7 separate regions of the Homo sapiens genome follow, and regions 1, 2, 3, 5, 6 and 7 are each linked to region 4. The links are chromatin contacts, found by Hi-C or POLR2A ChIA-PET in ENCODE. All regions are on one chromosome and are shown on one strand. Each heading gives the region's core, a stretch centred on a gene start or an enhancer-like site at or near the end of the contact. The rest is flanking DNA. Distances are from core to core; before and after follow the strand shown. Region 1 has its middle 17 kb from the start of PIRAT1. Region 2 has its middle 38 kb from the start of LINC03063. Region 3 has its middle 110 kb from the start of LINC03063. Region 4 holds the start of CDC42EP3 (CDC42 effector protein 3). Region 5 has its middle 56 kb from the start of LINC03063. Region 6 holds the start of RMDN2 (regulator of microtubule dynamics 2). Region 7 holds the start of PIRAT1 (PU.1 (SPI1) induced regulator of S100A8 and S100A9 alarmin transcription 1).

Evidence for each region. A loop is a pair of places that touch in the nucleus more often than their neighbours do. ChIA-PET counts read pairs that join two places held with the same protein, here RNA polymerase II (POLR2A). Pooled maps may share reads with other maps.
Region 1: a map of GM12878 shows a loop between it and region 4 (3-fold over the local background). The contact joins the enhancer-like site here to the promoter of CDC42EP3 in region 4. A Hi-C loop is called at or near these places in 1 of 168 maps with a recorded cell type or tissue (GM12878), 8 of 37 single-sample maps with no recorded cell type and 8 of 50 pooled maps. POLR2A ChIA-PET finds 5 or more read pairs at or near these places in 3 of 52 experiments (CD4-positive, alpha-beta memory T cell, Caco-2 and GM10248).
Region 2: a map of tibial artery shows a loop between it and region 4 (3-fold over the local background). The contact joins the enhancer-like site here to the promoter of CDC42EP3 in region 4. A Hi-C loop is called at or near these places in 12 of 168 maps with a recorded cell type or tissue (A673, CD14-positive monocyte, CD4-positive, alpha-beta T cell and 8 more), 3 of 37 single-sample maps with no recorded cell type and 18 of 50 pooled maps. POLR2A ChIA-PET finds 5 or more read pairs at or near these places in 9 of 52 experiments (A549, AG04450, B cell and 6 more).
Region 3: a map of endothelial cell of umbilical vein shows a loop between it and region 4 (10-fold over the local background). The contact joins the enhancer-like site here to the promoter of CDC42EP3 in region 4. A Hi-C loop is called at or near these places in 4 of 168 maps with a recorded cell type or tissue (CD8-positive, alpha-beta T cell, chondrocyte, endothelial cell of umbilical vein and 1 more) and 9 of 50 pooled maps. POLR2A ChIA-PET finds 5 or more read pairs at or near these places in 4 of 52 experiments (AG04449, CD4-positive, alpha-beta T cell, CD4-positive, alpha-beta memory T cell and 1 more).
Region 5: a loop to region 4 is called in a map of sigmoid colon, with 2.2 times the contacts of the local background. The contact joins the enhancer-like site here to the promoter of CDC42EP3 in region 4. A Hi-C loop is called at or near these places in 2 of 168 maps with a recorded cell type or tissue (gastrocnemius medialis and sigmoid colon) and 4 of 50 pooled maps. POLR2A ChIA-PET finds 5 or more read pairs at or near these places in 3 of 52 experiments (AG04450, SK-N-SH and WTC11).
Region 6: a pooled map shows a loop between it and region 4 (11-fold over the local background). The contact joins the promoter of RMDN2 here to the promoter of CDC42EP3 in region 4. A Hi-C loop is called at or near these places in 2 of 37 single-sample maps with no recorded cell type and 11 of 50 pooled maps. POLR2A ChIA-PET finds 5 or more read pairs at or near these places in 4 of 52 experiments (A549, AG04450, BJ and 1 more).
Region 7: a loop to region 4 is called in a map of mammary epithelial cell, with 14 times the contacts of the local background. The contact joins the promoter of PIRAT1 here to the promoter of CDC42EP3 in region 4. A Hi-C loop is called at or near these places in 30 of 168 maps with a recorded cell type or tissue (Caco-2, Calu3, GM12878 and 16 more), 33 of 37 single-sample maps with no recorded cell type and 33 of 50 pooled maps. POLR2A ChIA-PET finds 5 or more read pairs at or near these places in 8 of 52 experiments (A549, BJ, GM10248 and 5 more).

What each region holds. Positions count from the first base shown.
Region 1 is chr2:37,891,085-37,894,243 of GRCh38, forward strand. No RefSeq gene overlaps it. Among named protein-coding and RNA genes, the nearest start is that of PIRAT1, 17 kb to the left of the region's middle. Within about 2 kb of position 1,832, at least 6 of the 41 ENCODE cell types and tissues checked have a DNase peak (open chromatin) inside an H3K27ac peak, as active enhancers do; they include GM12878, where a contact is called at or near this core.
Region 2 is chr2:37,522,689-37,525,484 of GRCh38, forward strand. No RefSeq gene overlaps it. Among named protein-coding and RNA genes, the nearest start is that of LINC03063, 38 kb to the right of the region's middle. Within about 2 kb of position 1,288, at least 10 of the 41 ENCODE cell types and tissues checked have a DNase peak (open chromatin) inside an H3K27ac peak, as active enhancers do; they include A673, CD14-positive monocyte, heart right ventricle and 1 more, where a contact is called at or near this core.
Region 3 is chr2:37,455,426-37,458,456 of GRCh38, forward strand. No RefSeq gene overlaps it. Among named protein-coding and RNA genes, the nearest start is that of LINC03063, 110 kb to the right of the region's middle. Within about 2 kb of position 1,271, at least 7 of the 41 ENCODE cell types and tissues checked have a DNase peak (open chromatin) inside an H3K27ac peak, as active enhancers do; they include CD4-positive, alpha-beta T cell, CD8-positive, alpha-beta T cell and endothelial cell of umbilical vein, where a contact is called at or near this core.
Region 4 is chr2:37,669,975-37,673,031 of GRCh38, forward strand. CDC42EP3 (CDC42 effector protein 3) reads right to left here and starts at 1,668. Exons shown (of 2, transcript NM_006449.5): 1 at 1,452-1,668. RefSeq lists silencers at 1,457-1,946, 2,117-2,176, 2,187-2,256, 2,477-2,646.
Region 5 is chr2:37,505,050-37,508,138 of GRCh38, forward strand. No RefSeq gene overlaps it. Among named protein-coding and RNA genes, the nearest start is that of LINC03063, 56 kb to the right of the region's middle. Within about 2 kb of position 1,567, at least 2 of the 41 ENCODE cell types and tissues checked have a DNase peak (open chromatin) inside an H3K27ac peak, as active enhancers do.
Region 6 is chr2:37,923,579-37,926,763 of GRCh38, forward strand. RMDN2 (regulator of microtubule dynamics 2) reads left to right here and starts at 1,709. Exons shown (of 11, transcript NM_001170791.3): 1 at 1,709-1,847. RefSeq lists a silencer at 1,524-1,763.
Region 7 is chr2:37,874,382-37,877,349 of GRCh38, forward strand. It overlaps PIRAT1 (PU.1 (SPI1) induced regulator of S100A8 and S100A9 alarmin transcription 1), which reads right to left and starts at 1,482. Exons shown (of 4, transcript NR_110012.1): 1 at 1,362-1,482.

The DNA of each region.
Region 1 (3,159 bases), core at 582-3,081, 220 kb after region 4:
CAGATCCGCCAGCGTCGGTGGCTTCCTACTGCCCTCTTGTGGCCGGTTTTTCTACCCAAACTGGGCAGAGTCTGACAGCCAAGCGCCAGGGAGTAGACAGAATGTGTTCTGGGATCAGGGGTCTGTCTGGATTTTGTGGTGGCTCCGAGGACCTGCATAGTTGAGCTAGATGCCAAAACATGACACCTAGAACCCACTAGCTTGTCTGTTATTTTTGTTGAAGTCCTATGGATCCATAGACCCCTCCTGGCTGCTCCAAACCCTCGTGTGCTTGGTCCCCACCACCCACAGGGATCCCCTTTCTCTGGGTTCGCCTTCCCACCCACACCTGTCATGCACACACACCTTCCCTACATTATCTGGTCTTCATTTCTGCCTAAACAAATATGTATGGTCTAACCAGATCTCTGGTCCTGGTCTCTGCTGGACGATCTTATTCTGTCCTTCGATTCCACAACACCAGGGCTGTTGTGAGACAGATGAACGCTTAAGACCAGGACCCAGTTGGACACACTCAGTACCTACTGCTTTCTCACCCCCATTCTCCTTTCTATTCCATTTCGCTTTCTCTTCCTCGATCTGTCAGGGTTTCTAATCCTGACAATGAGCTTGAAATGGTCAGGTTTACTCAGAGAAAAAAAAACAAAACAGGCAATTGGTATCACTCAAAGAAGAGCCTAGACCAGGTCTCAGGGGCAGATTCCAAGTATGTAGAGTCCCCACTCACTCGCCTTACCTCTGTCCGCAGCTCAGACGCCGTGTGAATCCTAAATTTAGACCCTGCTATAACATGTGGCTACTGACCTCCAGAAAGGCTCCTCCCCAGAAAGTCATAACCCACCCAAGGGAAGGCAGTGCAGTATAATGATTAAAAATATGAATTTGGAATGATAATTTCATTGGAATCTCTGTTTGCTTATATGTTGGGTGGGCTTGGGCCACTTATTTTTACATCTCTAAACCTCAACTCCCTCATCTGTAAAATGGGCTAATGATATTTAACTCACAGATTGTTGTGATTATCAAATGAGACACTGCATTTTTAAAATGCTTATCACATTTCATAACTAGGAAGCACTTAACAGACACCGTCATTATTCGTTATGAAGTCCAGACTTTGTAGGACTCAAAGGACTCTATCTCAGGGGTGGAATCATCTGGAGCCCTGGCACCATCGGTTGCCCAAGGCTCCTTTCTGAACAGCCAGGTCCCTGGGAATTCTCTAGGGAATGAAGTTGGACTTCATTCAAACTTCATTCTTCTTCTTCGAACTCCACCATGATTCTGGCCTAGAGGCTCTGACCTCCCGCCCAGAGATCACACTGCCTCTCCTCAGTCTCATCCTGTCAATCAAGTCGACTACGGGACCTGCTCAGTCAGGAGCGTGCACTCCACTTTCTCTTCTATTCTCCTGCTGGCTTCCTCTCCTCCACCACCCCTTTCCTCTCACTTACTTTCAGCTGCCAAGAATAAGATACTGTTTTACCCACATCTATCTACTGTCACTCAGTCGGGGACTGGGGCTTCCTGAATCAGCACAACTTTTTCTAATTAGGTTTGCCATAGTTGCATGCTTCAAATGTAGTGGTTGAATTCCTCAAAGAAACTCTTCAGGAGGAAGGAAGGGTGTGGCAGATTATGCCACCCCAAAATATGCCACTTTGGCGTGTTAAAAAAAAAAAAAAAACCACTTCAGCAGAATTAAATTTAAGGGAGTTTAATTGAGCAATGAACAATTCACAAATTGGGCAGCCAACTCAGAGAGACTCCAGGAGTGCCTTGTGGTCAGAACAAATTTATAGACAAAAAAAAAGTAAAGTGACATATAGAAATAGGAAGTGAGAAACAGCCTGACTAGCTACAGCTTGGCGTTTGCCTTATTTGAACACAAGTTGAACACTCAGCAGTGTATGAGTGGTTGAAGTATGGCTGCTGGGATTGGCCAAGACTCAGTGACTGTTACAGGTGCATACTCCTAGTTAGGTTTTCAGTCTCGTCTACCAGTTAAGCTAGGTTGCAGTTCATCCACAAGGACTCAAATATAGAAGTACAGAGTCCTTCTCAGGCCATATTTAGTTTGCTTTAACAGACGTAAGGATTATTCTGAGCTGATGATAATTAAGAAGTGGACAGAAGAAAAACTCTGCTCTCCTTTTTTCTTCCAGGAAGGGCAGGACAGTTCTTGGTCCCCTGAGACAACCGTAGATCCTATATCCCACACACTAGACCAGAGGAACAAACTTGACCAACCAGCCCTTACCGTCCATGAGTTTCCCATTTATCTTCCCACAACTTGCTACCCCATGAAGTCCAGAGTGCTTTTCCTTTCTCTTGTTAATTCTCTACAAAAGTATTGGGTTTTTTTGTTAAGATGTTATATAAGCCCAAGTTCTAACAATCCCTTTGAGTTACTCATCTCTAGGTACCTCCATGTGTATGTGTGACACATGCTAATAAACTTCTGTTTGTGTTTCTCTGGTGAAGGTGCTTTTTTGTTAGTCTAATATACAGGGCCTCAGTGGGAGAACCTAAGATGGCTAGAGGGACAAGATTTGCTTTCCTCCCCTATAAAAGCAACCCAGGGGTGGGTAGGAGGAAGAGGCAGGTAGTGCTCTGTTAGGAAGTTCTCTGTGCACAAGTTCAGCATCCCTAGAAGGCCTCTACTCCTACCCTCAGTCCTGCTTTGTTTATTCAATGCTTTCTTCCTCCTGTCCTCCCAAGTCAAGTATCTGCGTAAGGCTACCTCCTACTTGAAGTTAGCAACCCCTGGGCTGCTGACATGGCCCATTCCTACAAATGATGGCATTGATTAGAATTCACACTCAAAGCAAATTTTGCCTGATTTATTGGAGAAGTTTCCTTAAATCCTCCTTCTGTTCTATGTCCTCTAGGCCATTGAGCCTGGAGTGTCATTGAGAGTACTGTGAGCAATCTTGCCTTGCAGTTAACCACTTAATAAACTCTTTATTCATAAGTAGATGTTGGGGGAAAAGGATAACTTCACAGTAATCACATAAGGACTGGATTATGGCCCCAGCTCCACACTCATTGGCTACGTGATCTTTGTAAGTCATTTTCCCCTCCCTGGGTTCCTCATCTGCCAAATGCGAAAGCTGGGCTGGATGGGTAAGAGCCCTCTTCCAGCTCCGATGTTTCAAC
Region 2 (2,796 bases), core at 38-2,537, 150 kb before region 4:
AGGAAGACAACAAACTTGTTTATCCGGCTTATGGTTGTATTCCCAGATATTAGCAGAGAAATTGGTACATCATAAGCAATGATGTTTATTCCCTGAGTGATGAAATGTTGTTTGCAAGTCGTTCCTATACAACTGTTGGTCTCTGGAAAGCTTCTTAATTGCTTATTTTTCCCCAAGAGAGTCCAAGATACCAGAGTGCATTGCAGTCAGCAAAGGCTACAAAAATGAAAAAACACACAGATGGCCAGAGGTGGTCCAACTCATTCTTCTTTACTCCAAAAAAATAACTCCCCAAATAGAATATTTTCGAAATTTAGGGATAGGGATATTTTGCCTTGTGGGGTGGCTAATAGTTAAGCCAAAAAAAAAAAAAAAGTCTTGGTTATGAATGTTGTGGCTATCAGCTTTTTTTTTATTTGCTTGACAAAGAATTCCTTTCTTTACTATAAATTTCTTGACTGTTTAACATTATAAGAATACCTGATGTACAATACAATTAAAGCTAAAGCCCCTTCTGAAAAGTTGATAGCTATTGAGATTCTGACTATTTAAAACATTCAAAAGAGGCTTTAAGTGATCACATGTAAATTAGATCTCTACAGAGGTGACACGAGAATAAAAAACTGCTTATGTACAGTGATTGAAACCCAGCAGTCTCCTTTGAGAGGCACAGAGAGATGATGATGGTGGTTAGTGTAGCTAGCTGGTTTCTTGACTAGCATGTTAAGCCAATTAATAAAGGTACACCTGGCATCTGAGTATTTTCCTTCCAATTTTTTTCTTTCGAGAACAAGTATGTTTAAGAAAGCTAGAAAGAAAGAAAAAAAAAGGGAAAGAAAAAGCAAGGCAGCTCATTTTATTTTATTTTTTTCATGATTTGTTCTTAAAGTTTTCTTTTTAGAAAATAAATGCAAGAATGTTTTTGGAACCATCTGAAAAATGTGTGTTTCTATTTCCAGTAGGACTTGAACCAGGACTGAGATAATTTTAAGTTTAACTGACAGCTCTTAAGCAGAAATGCTAAACCTTCAAATCCTCAGTCCTCTCTGCAACTGGAGTTTTCTTTAAGATTGTCAAATAAATATGTTTGGGGAAGATGGTAATTAAGTGTGAACAGATGGTTGTTTTTAGCTGAGATATTAAGTCTCAGTGTTTAATAGAATGATTTGCCCTGTTGGAATCAGTGGGTGTGATGTAGTTTACTGGCTGGCAAGACATCAAGTTTGTCAAAGCTAATTGGGAACCATGATAGAGATTCAAATTCCTTATATGGTTTTTAGGACTGGGGAAGTGTTAGAGGAAGATTACGACACTGCTACTCCATGCCAAAACGTTACACTACGGCTCTGCAGACTGAAGATTGCCTCACAAGCAGAAATATACTCTTTCCAACAAACACTGGTGGAATGAAAAGGACATTGGATTCCTGCTTCCAGTTACTGCTTGCCCTTCCCTGACTTTGTGACCTGAGGCAAGTCCCCAAATCCCTCTGGGCCCCAGTATCCTCATTTTTCAAATGGAGGAGGGTTAGAATTAAGATGCAATCATGCATCCAGTTGTTTTCCAAAGCATTGTCCAGCTAGGGAAGTGGTAGCACGTGGTGACTGAGAGCTTCCCCGATCCTTTTAGATCAAAGAACACTTCTATGCCTTTGTGCAACTGGTGTGCTGTGGGTACAGGTACTTTTACATCCTCTAGTTAGTGAGTGCAAAGTACTCTTGGAAGCTCCCAAGCACTCAAGGTTTCAATCTGCATTCTTCTCCTCTATATGCACTTTATATTTCAGGTTTTATAGTTTGAGGATTTGAAAGGTAAGAAAAGTGTGAGCTACAGATTTTGGAAGAATCCAGGAGCTGAGCTCATAGCTAAGAACATGTCAGGGGTGTTAAGCAGCTCTGAAGTATGTAACAAAGGCCATTTAGGTCTCAGGAGGCTGCCACCAGAACACTACCCGCCCCTCTAGCCCATGCCAGCCAGGTGGGGGACAGGTGGAAAGATGGAGATGTGGACAGCATCAGAGATTTTTCAGCTTTCATATGCCACATACTCATGCTATGTTTATGCACACACACACATACACATGCACACACACGATTTAAATAAAGGTTTTCACTGAAAATCTTGTGGTTAGATTGTGCCTTAAAGTTTTTGGTTAGCCCAAGGGATAGATGCTGTTGTGAGGGCAATTTCACAGCAAAGAAAATATTTAATGAAACTCCTTACCTGGGGAGCCCATAGAAAGAAGGGGATATGACCTCAACACTCTAAAATATAAAACTTTACTCTTCAGAAACAATTATCTTATTTCACTGAAGGAGAAGGCAGGCCATGTCTTCACAAGCCCAGGGTTTGCCAAGTGGATAAATTCCCTGGGAAAATGGTGCTTCTGATCATTTTTGTCCCCAGTGTCTAAGGCTTATTATTGTGAAGTATACATTCCCGGCAAGCATTGTCAGGAGCTAGGTCTGTTGTTTAATAAATGAACACTCATGGACTTGGAAGCAGATGGCAGCTCCCCTGAGAGGAAGTGGGAGATTTGGGAGAGGACAGCAGCACTGCCTCACTCACAATCCCTTATTTTGGCGGAGGAAAGTAAGGGCTCTTCAGGGTATGTTTCTACCTTCTCATGGCTGAAATCCGATGAGGCATTGGACCTCCTCACGCAGAGTCTTTGGATGCTTCTGTCTGAGCCTGAGCAGTGGGCCAGATGGACTATCGGTCTGCCTCAGGTGGTGTTTCTTATGGTTTCAATTAGACCTGAATCTATCAAGTGCATTGCAAATGCCCAGAATGGGG
Region 3 (3,031 bases), core at 21-2,520, 210 kb before region 4:
GACTGTGTGTTTTGACATGGGGCTACAAAGATGAAAGAGACTTGGCGCCTGGCCATAAGGATTTAAAACCTGACAGAAGAGACATATAAACAATTCAATCTAATACAATGTGGTAAATGCTCAGCTAGCAGAGGGATTAAAGTATGAGAGCACAGAGGTAGAGATTAATGAATGATTTAATGCCTACTTAATACTCTATTGTTTGCAAAACCCTTAAACATACGTGATCTCATTTGATGTTTATGAACAGGTAGGATTTATCTTTCTCTTATTGATGAAGAAACTCAGGCTCAAAGATGTTGTGATTTGTCTAAGGTTGGTGTCATAGTCTGCTTGAACTGTTGTGATAAAATAAGACAGACTGGGTTACTTAAACAATAAAAATGTATTTTTTTACAGTTCTGGAGGCCAAAAGTCCCAGATCAAGGTCATATGGAGCTGGTTCCAGGTAAGGGTTCTCTTCCTGGCTTGCAGATGGCTACCTTCTGTTTGTGTCCTCACATGGTGGAGAAGGAGAGACAGTGAGCAAGCTCTCTAGTATCTCTTCTTATAGGGACATTAATCCTATGTGACCAGAGCCCCATCTTTTTGATCTTATTTAACTTTACTTCCAGGGAGGCCCCATGTCCAAATAGAGCCGTGCTGAGAGGTTAGGGCTTCAAAATAGGAATTTTTGGCGAACACAGACACTCAACGCATAAGAGTTGGGCTATGTACTTGGGGCTTCAGCCAATAAATCGGGTGTGTCTGTGTGTGTGTGTGTGTGTGTGTGTGTGTGTGTGTGTGCTTGTGTATTTCCTTCACCATATTAGATCTATGAGGCATTTTCTCCCAATGTGATGAATCTGTGACTCCCTCTTAACATTGAAGACATAAACAGGTCTGACATTTTGGGTCTCTGGCTACTCTTCCTTTCCCAGCTTATCTTTAGGACTTGCTGACATGCAGTCCTTTCTACAGTGCTCTCCTTGGGCTTATGCACAGTCCATCTGTACCCATTTAGGTCTTGTCACTTGGAATCTTCAGTTGTAAGGAGATCATGACCTGGAAGCTAGTTCTGTTTAAAAAGAATTGGGTGCCTGGGGCAGGTCCCCATTGCCCTATCCAGGATGAGACTGCAGCCTGCTCCAGGACCATTTAGAGAAGTAGGAAGGAGGTGGTAGAGGTAGCCAAGGCAGCAGCCAGGACTTACAGGGCTGGGAAGGGCATTTTGCCCAACAGCAGCAGCTGCCGTTACATGTTGGGCTTCCTGTCTTCTTACCCTCCCAATCAAGGAGCACAGCAAATGCTTCTTCCTGCCTGTGTGGGGCTGATGTGCCCACTTCCTGGCTTCCTCCAGCCTTGTGATCTTCAATCTTTGCTGCACATTCAAATTACTAGGGGGACATTTAAATACTATTAATGCTCACCTTATCCCCAGAGATTCTGATTTAACTGGAGTGGGACTTAGGGTCTCTAGTTTTTGAAAGCTCCTCAAGCGATCTCAACATGTTGCCAAGGATGAAAATTGGACACATTCCGTCTGCCCCGTTTTCAAGGGGGTGGGGCATATGCTGTGATTCCCAGGCTTCTACAGCCTCATCCAATTTGATTCTCTCAAGACCTGTGGGATAGAAGGTATCATGACCTTAGAGATGAAAGCCTGAGACTGCATTTGGCCTGTGAGCTGGGAGGGGTCTGTTAGTAGGCAGAAGGTTTAGGTAGAAACAAAGGCCAGACTTGCTATAAGGAAATCAGGAAGGAATGATATTGTTTTCTTGCTTTTTAAGGCAGACAGGATTTCATTCATTTGTTCATTGAACAATATTTATTGAACAGCTCCTCCATGCCAAGTGCTGCACCAGGGGATGGGTTAAGACGTAGCCCTTGACACGTGGCACCCTCTGGGGCTCAGCCTTGGGTAGCGATTCTTTGGAGAAGTGTGCATTGTCAGAGCATTGTGGAACTGGAAAAGACACTGCCAGGGACAGTTTTCTTCGCCTACATGACTCATATACTGAAAGAATGAAACTAATTTCTTCTTCCATTTAAAATTAAGCCTAGTCAGAATTTGTAATCTTGCTGGGATGTAAGTTTACAAGCCATAGCAAGGGATAATCATGGCAAATTTGAACTATGGCTTGATGACCAGGAAGAGAGAACATATCGCGCTAGACCCACGAATTCCACTGACGGCTCTGACACCCACGAAGTCCATCCATCTCTGTGCAGGGACATTCCACTAAACAAAGCCAATTGATATCTCACATTCTGAAGATTTTTCAAATATTATTACTAAGGCATTTTCCCTTGTTTTGTTTTAATTCAAGTGGGTTTTTATTTGAGACTTAGAGGTCATAAGTTTTATATCCTCAGGCTCGATTTAAAACCTGGCCACAACAGATAGTAAACAGCGGTCTCATTTTCTTGTAACAATAGTTCATGACATTGTGGTAAGAAACTACACTTGGCAGCTGAACATAACAAAAAACGCATGGTCTTTGGAGTTGAACTGGCCCAAATACGAATCCTGTTCTGTCATTTACTTTGTTGGGATCCAGGGCAAGTTACTTAAGCATTTTAAGCCTCTGTTTCTTCATTTTCAAAATGGGTATAGCAATGTGAAAGAGTATATATATGCCTTAAACAGTGGCTAGTATGTAATTGGTTTTTGAAAAATATTCCTTTCTCCATGTGTAATGACATGACACGTGGCACATCTCAGGACCCTGGTTTAAGGAGATGTGAAGCACATAGAAGGTCTTAGTTGAAATTTTGCATTGGAAAAGGAGATCTTATAATCTCCACCATGAATTATAAATATCTAAGGAAGAGAAACAGTGTGTTTCTTATGCTTGCAAATTGCCTTTAATCTTGTATGCTTGTGAATAGTTGAATGACAGGCAGACACAACGGCTTTACGTTCAAGTGACAAGACAAACAATAATACCTGTCAATAGAGACTTACCTCTGTGCCATACACTTTACATATCTTATTATTATTTTTTAAAGACAGAGTCTTGCTCTGTTGCCCAGGCTGGAGTGCAGTGAC
Region 4 (3,057 bases), core at 418-2,917:
TATTAACTACCAATAAGAGCTCACACAAATTGCAGGGGGTATGAAAGAGTAGACTTCTGGAACTGTCCAGAAAAGAAGAGAAGGTACATTTCCTGGTTTTAAGATGAAAGAGCTTGTGTAAATTAGAACATTACAGGAGCCTTTTAAATTGTCTTAGGGATACCTTTGGGGCATCATCGCTGGTTCCTGGTGAGTCTTTTTTCTCCCTGTGATGTTAACAGGAAGTCCCTAAAACTGGCTTTGCTATTAAAATACAGACATCTGCTGCTCTCCTAATTTTTGTTCCTTTTAAAAGGCAGTACTCCCAAGAAACTCTTGGATATTGTGAGAATTAAGAGCTGGGAGATGGGGATGGAATCTTTGTCTCCCTAACACATTCATCAGTTCCCTCCCTAGAGCCCCCCTACAACCTCAGCACACAGCAGCAGCCCACTCCTCCAAATACGCCAGGGCTGGAAAGATTCATGTTGCAATACCCTCCTGACATTCCTCATTTTAATTCGCTCACTTTTTTTTTTTTTTTTTTTAAACAAAATGTAATTACTTGACTGTCAGCCTAGGCTGCACTCTGGGGCTTTTACTCCTTTCAACACAGCTGCGCTCCCGGCTTTGATGCTGCTGTCCACGCAGCTTGTCCCAGCCACAGCCTGGCTCTCAGTAATGTAACATTCAAGTGCATATTTATTTTTAAACTGACCTCTCCTAGACTGCACAGTATAAAGGAGATCCTGCCCAAAAATATGCTACTTTCTATTTATAAGATGAAACACATGCCTCCCAAAGTCGAGAGAGGGATAGAGTATAATAATTCATAACGAAAAAATGGCCAGATCCATTCATCCTCACATGTCTGATACTTGTCTGTGTCAAGCCACTTAGTTTCAAGGAGAAAGGGAAGAAAACAAAAAACAAAAAACCTTGTAAACGTCTCAGCTGTTCACCGTCAAAAAACAAAAAAGTCAATATCCAGATCTGCAGGTTGGCGCCCCACTAACAATGTCCTCCATTAAGAAAGAGGAGGGCACCGGGCAGGCGATGCCACGGCAGAGCTGTGCGATGCACCCATGTGCGGCCCTGGTACCAATCCATGATGCGAGGGGCGCGGTAGCCAAGCGCGGCTTGTTCTCAGATGGAAAAATGCTATACGCGCCCAGAATGGCTCTGCCAATAGCTCGGAGGGTGCAATGTGGCCGCGCAGCCCCACCCTGAAAAGTAGTGGGCACAAATGGTGGAGCTCTGAGTCCTGGTCGTGCCGCCGGACCCCCTCCTGGCTTGCTTTATGTCCCCTTCGTTCCGTTGGACACTAGATGGGAAAGCGATGCCCTGGGTATCCCGACTCCCTGCTGGTTTCCCAGCCTAACACCAGCGCACGCCGGAAGCGGCCACGGCCGCGGGCGGGACAGACTCACAGACAGGTAGAGAGGAAGGAGCCCTGGGCTGCCCCGACTCACCGGCCGCCGCTGAGGATCCCAGCCGCTGCCCCGGGCCTCCCGCGGGCGCACGCAATCCCTGCCGCTGTGCGCAGATCCAGCCGAGTCTGCCGGCGTGGTGCCTGCTCACCGCATTATCCGCTCCGAGACGGCGTGAAGGCGCCCCAGGCCGGTGGCCGGGTCTCCGGGCTAGCCCCGCGCTGCGGTCCCCCGGCCGCGAGAGAAGGTGCGCGCGACTGAGCGCGGGGCGGCCGGACGCGAGGACTGAACCTGCGGAGGGCGGGGCGGCGCGGGGCGGGGCCGGCGGCGCGGGGACTCACTGGGGCGGGGCGGAGGGCGCGGGCAGCGGGGCCGACCCTCCCAGCCGCGGTACCTGTGCCCTGGCCCGGGGCCAACCGGTGGCCGGGCGCGCGCGCGGGGGGGGGTCACCGTTGGACCCTCGGAGGACAATGGGCGCCCATTGTTACCTCCCCAGCGCCACCCCCCAGTAGGCGACTTCTCTCGGAGAAGATGCCGCTTTCGACTCCCTAAGCACAAAGAAAGGTCGCCGGACGCTCGGTTTAAAGAGGGACCCGGAGGTGCTGCCGCCCGGGTGCACGGGGACAATAGGACTCCGCCCGCACCCCGGACTCCCGCACTAAAACTCGTGCGCCCACCTCTCCCGATCCCAACAGGCCGACCTAGCTGTGCGAGTGGCGGGCGGTGACCCGCAGGGAAGCGAGGCCACCTGAGTGCGCCGCCCCGGCCAGGCCGCAGCTCCCCAGGTCCCTCTCAGCCCGGGCTCCGGTGGGCGCGGAGGGGGAGGGTCGCGTTCTGTCAGTTTCTAGCTCGCTCCCCTCAGAGCTGCAGCCAAAACCCGGAGAGTGGAATAAGCGCCCTGAAGATGCCGGAGCTCCCGGCTGAGCAACTGGACACGCGACGAACAGCAGACGCTACAGGTTCTCCTACCCAGAGGGAGGCGTTTCTTCTCCCTCAGGGTCTTTCAAAAGGATTTGCCTAAAGCTGGGGCAAGCCGGTGGCGGCTGCCCCAGACGCGCGACGAGGCGCAAGTGGCGCAGCTGCCGGCCCGAGAGAGTAAAATTCAGGCCGCGGTGGCACCTGCGCCCGCCGGTCACCCGGCCACCGCCAGCGCCGCCGCCCGGCGCGCCCCTCCCCTCCGCCGGGGCCGGAGCGTGAACCGGGTTAATGAATGCTAATTTTCTTAATCGGCCTCCGTCTCTTCCTCCTCCGCGAGTCGTCGGCCTGGGGAAGGAGTAGGCGACAGGAAAGGGCGGTGTTTTCCGGCTGGGAGGTCCCAGCCCGCATGGTCAGCCAGGGGAGGGGGCTGGGACCCCTGGGAGTCGGACGCTGGGGGCCTGGCCTCTGCCCTGAGACTCTCGGGTTGGATGGAAATCCTGGCACAACGCGGAGAACCTCCCGGATACCTTGGCTTTGCCGAGAGATATCAGCTTCAGGTCATCACCGCGGTGCCCTGGGTCTGTCTGAAACCTTAGAGGGTGCGCCTTAAGCCGATGTTGTAAACCCAGGCTGACTTTAAGGTGAAGTGAAAAGGAAACGCACACAATCTGGAAAGCAAAATACTTGGGTGGGGTGTTAAAAGCCTCAAAGAAAAATAGTAGTTGGCAGG
Region 5 (3,089 bases), core at 317-2,816, 170 kb before region 4:
ATAACAGAAGGAGTCTACTCATCCAGCATGAAAGGAGAAAGGCGAAGAATTCGGTGTGGCTGGAGGGAATGGTATGTGTGGGAACAGTGAGGATAAGGCAGTATGGGGCCAGGTTTTAAAGGGCAGCAGGAAAAGAACTGGGGAATAAAGATGTTCACTGGGAGGACGTAGATGGAATGTGTTCAGCTAACTGAGAGAGTAAAGCAAAAGCCAGTTGGGCCCATCAGGGAGTTTGTTACTGAAGAGTTTAGGAATTCCCAGAATTCCAAGGGATATGCAATCTCAGGGAGGTGACGTGGATTCTGTGCAAAACATGGGAACTCGATCCACTGTTTTGGCCAACAGAAGAGAACTGGTCAGCCTGGATTGTAGAAAATAGAAGACCAATGAATTGGTGTCATGAGAGAGCATTCCTTGTATCTGCTGCATGTACCTGTTCATCACAGCCCAAACCATGATTCTCAAGGCCCCAAATGGCCAAACAACTAACTCTCCTTGAGCTAATTCTGTGGCTGTAAAGAATCTTATTATAAAGGGGTTACTCATGTAACTTTTTCTGGAGGAGGAATATGAGTCTCAGGCCAAGATGAGGATTAGGACTTGTTTAGCAGGTATGTTTCCATGAAAATTAATATGCTGACAATTTTGGTTCTTATATAACTTTTGCAGGCTTAGATTATGTGGGTCCGCTGCTGTGATACTGATTGAATTTCGAGCCTATGAATCTGAGGACAAGGCTGTAGACTGCAGTGAATTCACTCATTTAAGTAGCATTATGAAGCCCGAACTTTTTTGCACTTTCCATGAAGCCATGCTTTTTTTTTTCTTTTATCTTATAGGCAAAGGATGCCTATCGAGGAAGGTTTTTAAGGTAGTAAATGAAGAGATCAGTTTAGAAGGAATCATGATTGCAAGGCAGAGAGACTCTGGCAGAAGAGAGGAGGGAGGAAGGTACTGTAAGAACCCCGAGGAAAGCTTAAGAGATCTGGATTAAGGTCACAGCAGTGAGAGGGGGTGGAGATGGCAGCTGCTGGATTGAACTAGGATCTTCTAGATCTTGATGACCTGCTGGATAGGAAGGGTGAGGGCTAGGCTGTAATCAAAGATACCAAAAGAGTGTCTTCTTTGTCACTTTTCTTTCATTAAATAACCGTATCTGAATTTCCACAAACAATGCTGCAATAGTTAAAATTGTGACAGTATGAAAACAGAATCTGAATTAAATTAGTGCTATGTCAGCCCATTGCACTAAACCACGAATTCCCTAAGAGGTTTAGAAACATATTGGATAAAGTGAAATTAATCCTTGAGAGCCACAAGTTGACATATGTATACGCTATGAATCCATAAACTATACTGTGTGCAGTGGAAAAGGAAGCTAAAAAATCCATGTGAACACACATCTGTATACTGTCCTGTGAATAAAGCCTACTTGACAATGCCATTTTCTTTTGCAGTGTTGAACCAGGAGGAGGCTCTGAAATGTTAACATTGTTGACCTTTACAGTCCGACGTGTTGTTGATTGCACCCCCAGACAAACTTGATGAGGCTTTGCAATCAGGTCACCGTTTAATATGACTCACTATCCTATATTTAGAAAAGGCTGTGATTCTAATAGCAAGTGACAAAAACCAGAGAATTTCAAGCTCTTGTCAGCTGCTCTGGGTTACATTCCCCTCCAGGCAAAGTCAGAGCTGCCAGCCTTGTTAATGAAAATTATGAGCCTGTTAGGAGAAGAATAACCAAGAGGTGCTGCCGATAAGAAGTGAGAGAATTAAAATGCTCCTTAACTTTTGGCTTCAGACTTAAAATAGTTCCTTTGGTTTTAAATATTTTTAAAAGCAAGACCTGAAAGTGAGTTTTGTGACTTTTCACTAGCTTGCATGGAATAAGGAGTTGTGTGGTTATGTGATGAACTCAGGATCATTACCGCAACCCTTCTTGATGTTGGAGAGCAGACTTTCTGCTTGAGTGTAAAAACAGTTTCAGATTTACCCCTAAATTATAAAATACAGCAGTTCATATTTGACTCTGGAGGCCTAGCCATGGACATTTTGAAATTGGGATCTCACCGAAGCCCAAACAAACCAGAAACCTTCATCATCTGACTCTTTCAGGCTTATCAATATTTCACACAAAGAAGGGGCACAAAGAAGGCTTTGTGCTGCTGAGCTGAGAGGCTCTGCTGGGGGAATGCGGTTGGCAGAGAATATGCCACAAACTTAAAGAGAAAAGAAAATAGAAAGCCAGTGTAGACACTGTCAAAATGAGGTGCCATGCTTTTATTCACTGTCTGGGTGTGCATCTTTATGTCGAGCAGATCCAGGGACATCAACATGCTGGCTTTCTATTTTACATAAACATTCCCCTTTCATTTATCTTCTCTTCTGATTAGCAATCCTATGTTTAACATGATTCAAATGCTAATATGCTTGATTTTATGAGAAAACAGCACAGGCTTTTCAACTTGGGGTATTACAAGTGATATTTAGTCTCTGTTTTAACATAATTGGGTAAAGATAGGATTCATGGGAGCCCAGATTTTCTAAATTCTAATCCCTAGCTCAGGTTCTTCAAACATTTTTTGTATTCAGTGCAGATATTTGAATACTCGACATTTTGATAGCAAACCCCCAAACACACTGGGCAGCTAAAACATCAATGTAACTACTCCTATGGTAAGATCATATTTGCAGTGTTCCTTAAACCATGCGCAGTTATTGCTATAGTCACTGTCTCCCTTCAGCATGGTGTTGCTATTTCAGTAGATTTACTGTCCTGCCCACATTCTCTTATATACGCATGAGGCGAGCATATCACATTTCTAGTAAACATACTATCTTTCTTTGAGTACGCTGCTTCTTAACACATTCTAAATTTGTTATACCCTGTGCTGTACCCGACCCCACAAACCCACATTCCATCTGGCACACATTGCTGGAATGGTGTGTTTTACTCTGTTGTAGTAAAAATAAACTTTATACATAGATGAAAACTTGGCAGCATACTTACATGGTTCTTGAGAACGCCTTGGCACACTGCCTTTGCACAATATTGACATCTCAGATAATCTCAGGCAAGTCACAGA
Region 6 (3,185 bases), core at 459-2,958, 250 kb after region 4:
TGATCGGTTTATATCATATTGTATTCTAGTTAAATAAAGCTAGCATTATATTGCAAGATTGCTGCAAACCATAATAAATAGGAGTGAAGTGGGTTTGTAGAAGGTAATATTTTACTAGTTCCAAATCTGAGAGGTTAAAGATTAATCTGCTCTTTTTCCAAATACAACTTAGGTTTTTGCTCTTGTTTTTTGAGACAGAGTCTCATTCTGTCCCAGACTGGTGAGCAGTGGCCCGATCTCGGCTCACTGCAACTTCTGCCTCTGAGGTTTAAGCAATTCTCATGCCTTAACCTCCCGAGCAGCTGGGACTACAGAAGTGCGCCACCACACTCGGCTAATTTTTGTATTTTTAGTAGAGATGGTGTTTCATCATATTGGCCAGGCTGGTCACGAACTCCTGGCCTCAAGTGATCCGTCCGCCTCAGCCTCTCAAAGTGCTGGGCTTACAGTCGTGAGCCACTGCGCCCTGCTACAAATTACTTTTAATAAAATGACCATGGCCAGGCTTACTTATTCTTCAATGCGGCTTGCCTGAAGCTCAAAAAATCATCTTAAAGAGCCTATAGAATCCCTGAATCCCTATCCGTAAACAGTAGTATATGGATTGCAAAACAAGCCTTCTGGATTCTTCATGGCTTTATGGGTGTTGTCTGCTGTTGCTGTTTTGAGAAAGAGTGTACCCATTTTTAATTCTGCTCAATATATTGGTGGGAAGTTTAGAGATTAATGTTATGCAAACCTAAGCTTGAGGCAGTAATACTCAAGGTGCGGACAATACAGAAGCAGTGTATGTACTGTTTTGTTTTTGTTTTTGAGACGCTCTATCACCCAGGCTGGAGTGCGGTGGCGCGATCTCGCCTCACTGCAACCTCTGCCTCCGGGTTCAAACGATTCTCCTGCCTCATCCTCCCAAGTAGCTGGGATTACAGGCGTCCACCACCACGCCCGGCTAATTTTTTGTATTTTTAGTAGAGACAGGGGTTTCGCCACGTTGGCCATACTGGTCTCGAATTCCTGACCTCAGGTGATCCGCCTGCCTCAGCCTCCCAAAGTGCTGGGATTACAGGCGTGACCCACCGCGCCCGGCCCAGTTTTTAAGAGCGTATTTAGCAGAATTAGTTTCATTATACAAACCACAGAAAGCTGGGTAAAACCTTAAATGTCAGGCATCTGAAAAAACAGCGGCTTTCATCTAAAGGCAACTCGGAATGGCGGGGAGAAGGAAGAGGCTGTCAAAATTGCTCATTAAAAGAAAACGTGAGATAAAGCTATGAACACGGGGCTGCAGATATCAGTAATTAGTGCAAGGCGTCTGCCTTTAATTCAGTCGTGAGGAGTAAAGTGCAAGGTTGTGCCTAGAAAGGGCACAGAAAAAGGTTTAACTAGGGGAGAGGGAGTGGGTTTGAGAGCCGGAACGAAGCGAGCTGGCGGTGGGCGTGCGGAGTGGCAGCAACGCGAGAGGGAACGCGCTGGGGCTAGCGCGGAGGCCCAGAGCCCAGGCGGGGGAAAAGGTGCCGACCGGCTTCGAAGGGAGGCGACGGCCGAGACACACGGTCCGGCGCGAGCCAGGCGCCCCGCGACGTGCAATTTTATTTTGCAAAAGGTGCACCCAACGCCAGTCCCGGTAGAGTTGAACCCACCACGAGAGGGAGAGGGGGCGGGAGCGGGGGGCCGAGCGGCCGCGGGCTCCTCCCCCGGCGCCTCCGCTATCTGGGTCAGGACGCGACGGCCGCGGCGCGGGACCTTAGGACCCGCGGGCTCCAGGGCTACTGTCCGTCCGCCACTGCGCGCCAGCAGGTCCTGGTCTCCGCTCTCCAACAGCTGAAAGGCCGGCGCAGTGAACACAGGTGCGTGCGCAGTCTGGGAGGGGGCTGCTCAGCCGCTGGGGGCCGGACCGCGCCGGGGACTTGCGGAGGGAAGCGGAAATACTTGCGGTGGGGGCGACTGCACTTCCGGGTCGGTGTGTCCCTGGCGAAGCTTGAGCCTGCTAGCCAGCGGTGCTCTGCGTTCCCGGGGCTGGAGCAGCGGCCCATAGTGGCTTCCCGGGTTCATCCCTCGCTGACCCTGCGCCACGGAAGCCCTAGCCCCGGAGGTCGCTGGTATTTCCTCGCACGCGGACCCTTCTGGGGTGCGTGGGGAACAGGCAGTTTGCTGCCTCGGCCCGGCTGGTCCCTGCAAACCCCAAAGAATTTCAACAGAGACACTTGCTGGGCTCTCGCTCGGCTTTCAGCCTTGCGCAAACATTTTGTTTTTGTTTGTGTGGGGTTTTTTTTGCTCTCAGACTCCGTCTGTGCCTATTTCACACAAAAACGAAGGCCGGATTATCAGTGCTGCCAACATAGGGGAATGAGGCAAACACTTGGGAGCCCTAAATTTAAAATAAATTATAAAATACAAAAAAACCATGAAAACCTGATGAAATGAACAATAGAATTCACTTCGAAAGTACCAGGTTTTCCAGGACGCTGTAGGAAATCTGATCACTAGTTCAAGGTCTCAGTGCAATTCTCTTAGGAAACTTAAACCTCGGGCTTTTTTGTAATGTCTCTTTATCCTTGCAAAATTTGTCATACCTTCCCCGAGTTTATTAGAGTTATGCATTTTATATTTTTCTCCTCTAAGGGTCTGCTGATGAAGTTAATGAATATCTGTGCTAGATTTATGGTGAAAGCATTATAATTAATTTAGTAAAGCATAATTTCTACATCAAAAAATTAATTTTAAATAAAACTAGAACATGGAAATGAAATGTTTCTTCAGACATTTCTTCAGAAAACATTTCATATTCTATTTTCTTTAGAGTCAACATTTTGATGTCATTTTAGAATACTTGATTCTCATCTCAACCTTTAATATTACACAATAATACACATTAATTAAGTGCCATAATCTATATTAAAATGTCATTTTCCATTGTTATTTACTAGCACCTTACAAATTGAAACGTAACATAATACTTTGTATCTGATTATTAAAATATTAGAGTTTTAAAATCTGTTTGGTAAAGTTTTTAATTACTATATTTTTTTATACTACAAGTGTATACTATTAACATAATTAGAAGTATGAAAGCTAACAAGGCTGGAGGCAGTGGCCCATGCTGCTTATCCCAGCACTTTGAGAGGTGGAGGCAGGATTGCTTGGGCCCAGGAGTTCGGGACCAGCCTAGCAACATAGGGAGACTC
Region 7 (2,968 bases), core at 232-2,731, 200 kb after region 4:
GTGATGAGAGGCTACCTTAGGTAGGTGGCCAAACTCAGCCTCTCCATGGATATGGCTTTTAAGTCTCTCCAGAAAGCCCGAGAGCAAGGCCACCTGAAGACCTGAGGGAAAGAACTCCAGAGAGAGGACACAGTGCAAAGGCTGGGCAGTGACAAGCTGGGGGGCTGAGGAATACCAAGAAGGCCAGTGTAGCCTGAGCTGAGACAGAAGCTAAGTCAGAAGGACAAGCCAGGGCCACAGTTGGTGAGGCTGGTTAGATTGTCGTGTGGAGTTTGAGTGTCATGCTGCGTGTGAGGGAAGCCCCAGCTGGTTTTAAGCAAGGTGACACGGTCTGGTAGTTGAAAAGATCACCCCGGCTGCTGTCAGAAGAATAGTCTGTAGCAAGACAGGAGTGGAAGCAGAAAGATCAGAGACTCTTGCAGAGGTTCAGGAGCCAGGTAGTATGGGTCTGATCCCTCTAGGCCGAGGGCGTTTGAGTGGCGGTGGTGGGAAGAAGAAAGATGAGGAGTAGATTTTGAAGGTAGAGCTGAGAAGCCTTGCTGTGTGTTAGATGAAGGGTGTGAAGGAAAGAGACAGTTCGGGACCGAGCCGCTCTCTGAGATGGGGAAGATGAAGAGAAAGGCAAGCTGGTGGGTGGAGAAGTCAGGATCAAGAGTTTGGCTTTAGATCTAGTGAGTGGGAAACACCAATGAGGTGGAGTGGAGACAGAGTCTGCAGGGGGATGTAAGGACCTGGATGAGGTGGGGGCGAGCTGGGCGCTGGAACTAAGTGTGTGGGATTCCTCGGCACGGGGAGGAAATGTACAGCCATGAAGCTCAATATGCTCACTCAGACGAGAGTGTGGTTCGAGAAGGGGGCTCAGGACAGAGCGCTGGGGAACCAGGGATGAAGAGATCACAGCGAGGAAGAGAATCCAGCTAGGGAACTGCAGGGCGGGAGGAAGAACACAGACTACGGCGTCCTGGAAGCCAAGAAAAGAAAACAGGGGCCTTGGCAATGACCCTAGGCACTTCCAGAGGATGCTTGTATCAAGCAGGTAAGGGGACTGGGGCTCCCAGAGGATGGGCCACCCCGTTTCAGTGCATGGCCCGGCGCCTCTTTAGAAGAGGAAGCCCCTGGATTCCAGAACGTGCTGGCTCCACCCAAGGCAGACGGCAGTGAGGCCACACACTATTCCCAGCCCCTTTCTCTCTGAAAAGAGCCCTTTGTAACTTCTTTGAGAAGGAAACACCTCCGTCAGGGGAGGAACATTATTTGCTTCCTGTTAGAACAGACTTTTACTTAGGATCAAGCTCGGTGTCAGCCCCATCCCCACAGGGAGCAATAAGGGAAAGAGGAGGGAGGGGGCCGCAGACACTCACTTGTGGGGGCTGGTTTCGCAGGAACGGCTCCGGAGAGCTTGAAGAGGGGTAGGCTGCAGGCCCACAGCCGCAGTCTCTCTCAGCTAGAAACCCTCCTCCCTCCTCTGCCAGCCTGTCCTCCCCGGGCTCCGTTCGAAAGGCCTGGGAGATAGGGAGAAGGCTGGTCAGCCTGGGCGGTTAGTGGCTGGTTTAACACTTCCTTGCCTGCCAGCCCTTTCCCAGGAAGACTACAGCCAATCATTCATTCATTCAAAAGCTCTTTGCCAAGCACCTACTCTGTGCTAGGTCTGTGCCCAGCATGGGGACACAGTATTAGGCAAAAAAAAAAAAAACAAAAACCAGACATCCCCCATCTGCCCTGAACTTACAGTCTAGTGGGATAAATTAAACAAGGCACGCAAACACCTCTACAGCCACAAATGTGATAAGGCTCTAAGTGAATATCGCACATGACAGTGGCCCTGCTGAAGGCCAGGCAGAGGTTCCTTCTTGAGGAAGGACGTCTCTGAATCTCCAGAAGCCAATAGAATCTGTAGCAGCAGAAGAAAGGGTCAGGTTTCTAGAACTGCCCACTACGACTTTAGAAGCTGACGCATCTCTGTTATGCCGCGGCTGCGATGTTTTAAGTCCCCAAAGCCCAGAGCACATCGTGGAGCATGGAAGTGGTTCACTGAGAAGCTGAATCTAGTCCTGGGGCTGCTGGTGTGGAGGGTGTGTTCCGCTCTTGGGGCAGCAGCAACAGGTGCCGTGAGAGGCTCAGAGCTTTTGAAGCAGAAATGGCAATACTCTACATCTTCAGCAAATATTTGGGAGTCTTTTGTTAAAAGAAGAGCAGAATAAATATCTATGCCTCTTGTAAAACCCAAAGGAAAGCTCTCAGATAGGCTTCTTTAGGGCTATGACTATCTCTGCAGCTTCACTATACTGAGTTAAGTCTGTAGAGCATCTGTAACCCTAGGCATGTGTGTCCACAACCTCCACACGTACACAAGGACACTCCTACAGAGGACAGGCCGTGCGGACAGTTAGGGGAGGACAGTGGAGGCCGCTTCAGTTCACTTCGGTGCTTTGGATTCAAGTGTTTTTCTGTTTCATTTTCTGGGTAGCTGATTATTAAGCTAAACACTCCTTTGATGGTTGAAAATACATTAGTCCCTTTTCTTGCACGAATCTAATTCACCAAAGCCTATTAAAGTGCTTTTGGACCAATGAGGAAATTTAATGCTCAAGTATTTTATTCTGAATTCCAATTTTCCTTGTGTTATGATTTTACCTATAGGTGGTTGGGTTGATTGTATGGTAAAGATGAAAAAAAGCATATTTGGAAAGAACATGACAATTCTCAAGGTGTTTATACTACTTTACTGTATTTGATCCTTGCAACTGCCATGTGAATTAGGCAAGAAATATTTCAGTTTTACAAATGAGAAAACTTCTGTCCTGAGACATTAAGTGATATACTCAAAGGTCATATAATAATTTGTTTTGTTTTTATCTTGACTACCATACTCCTCTATACCACCTTCAGGACTCTGGAAGTCAGATATATGTGAGTTTTTTGTCAACTAAATTCATAGTTGTCTTAATATTCATCCCTTGCTAAAATT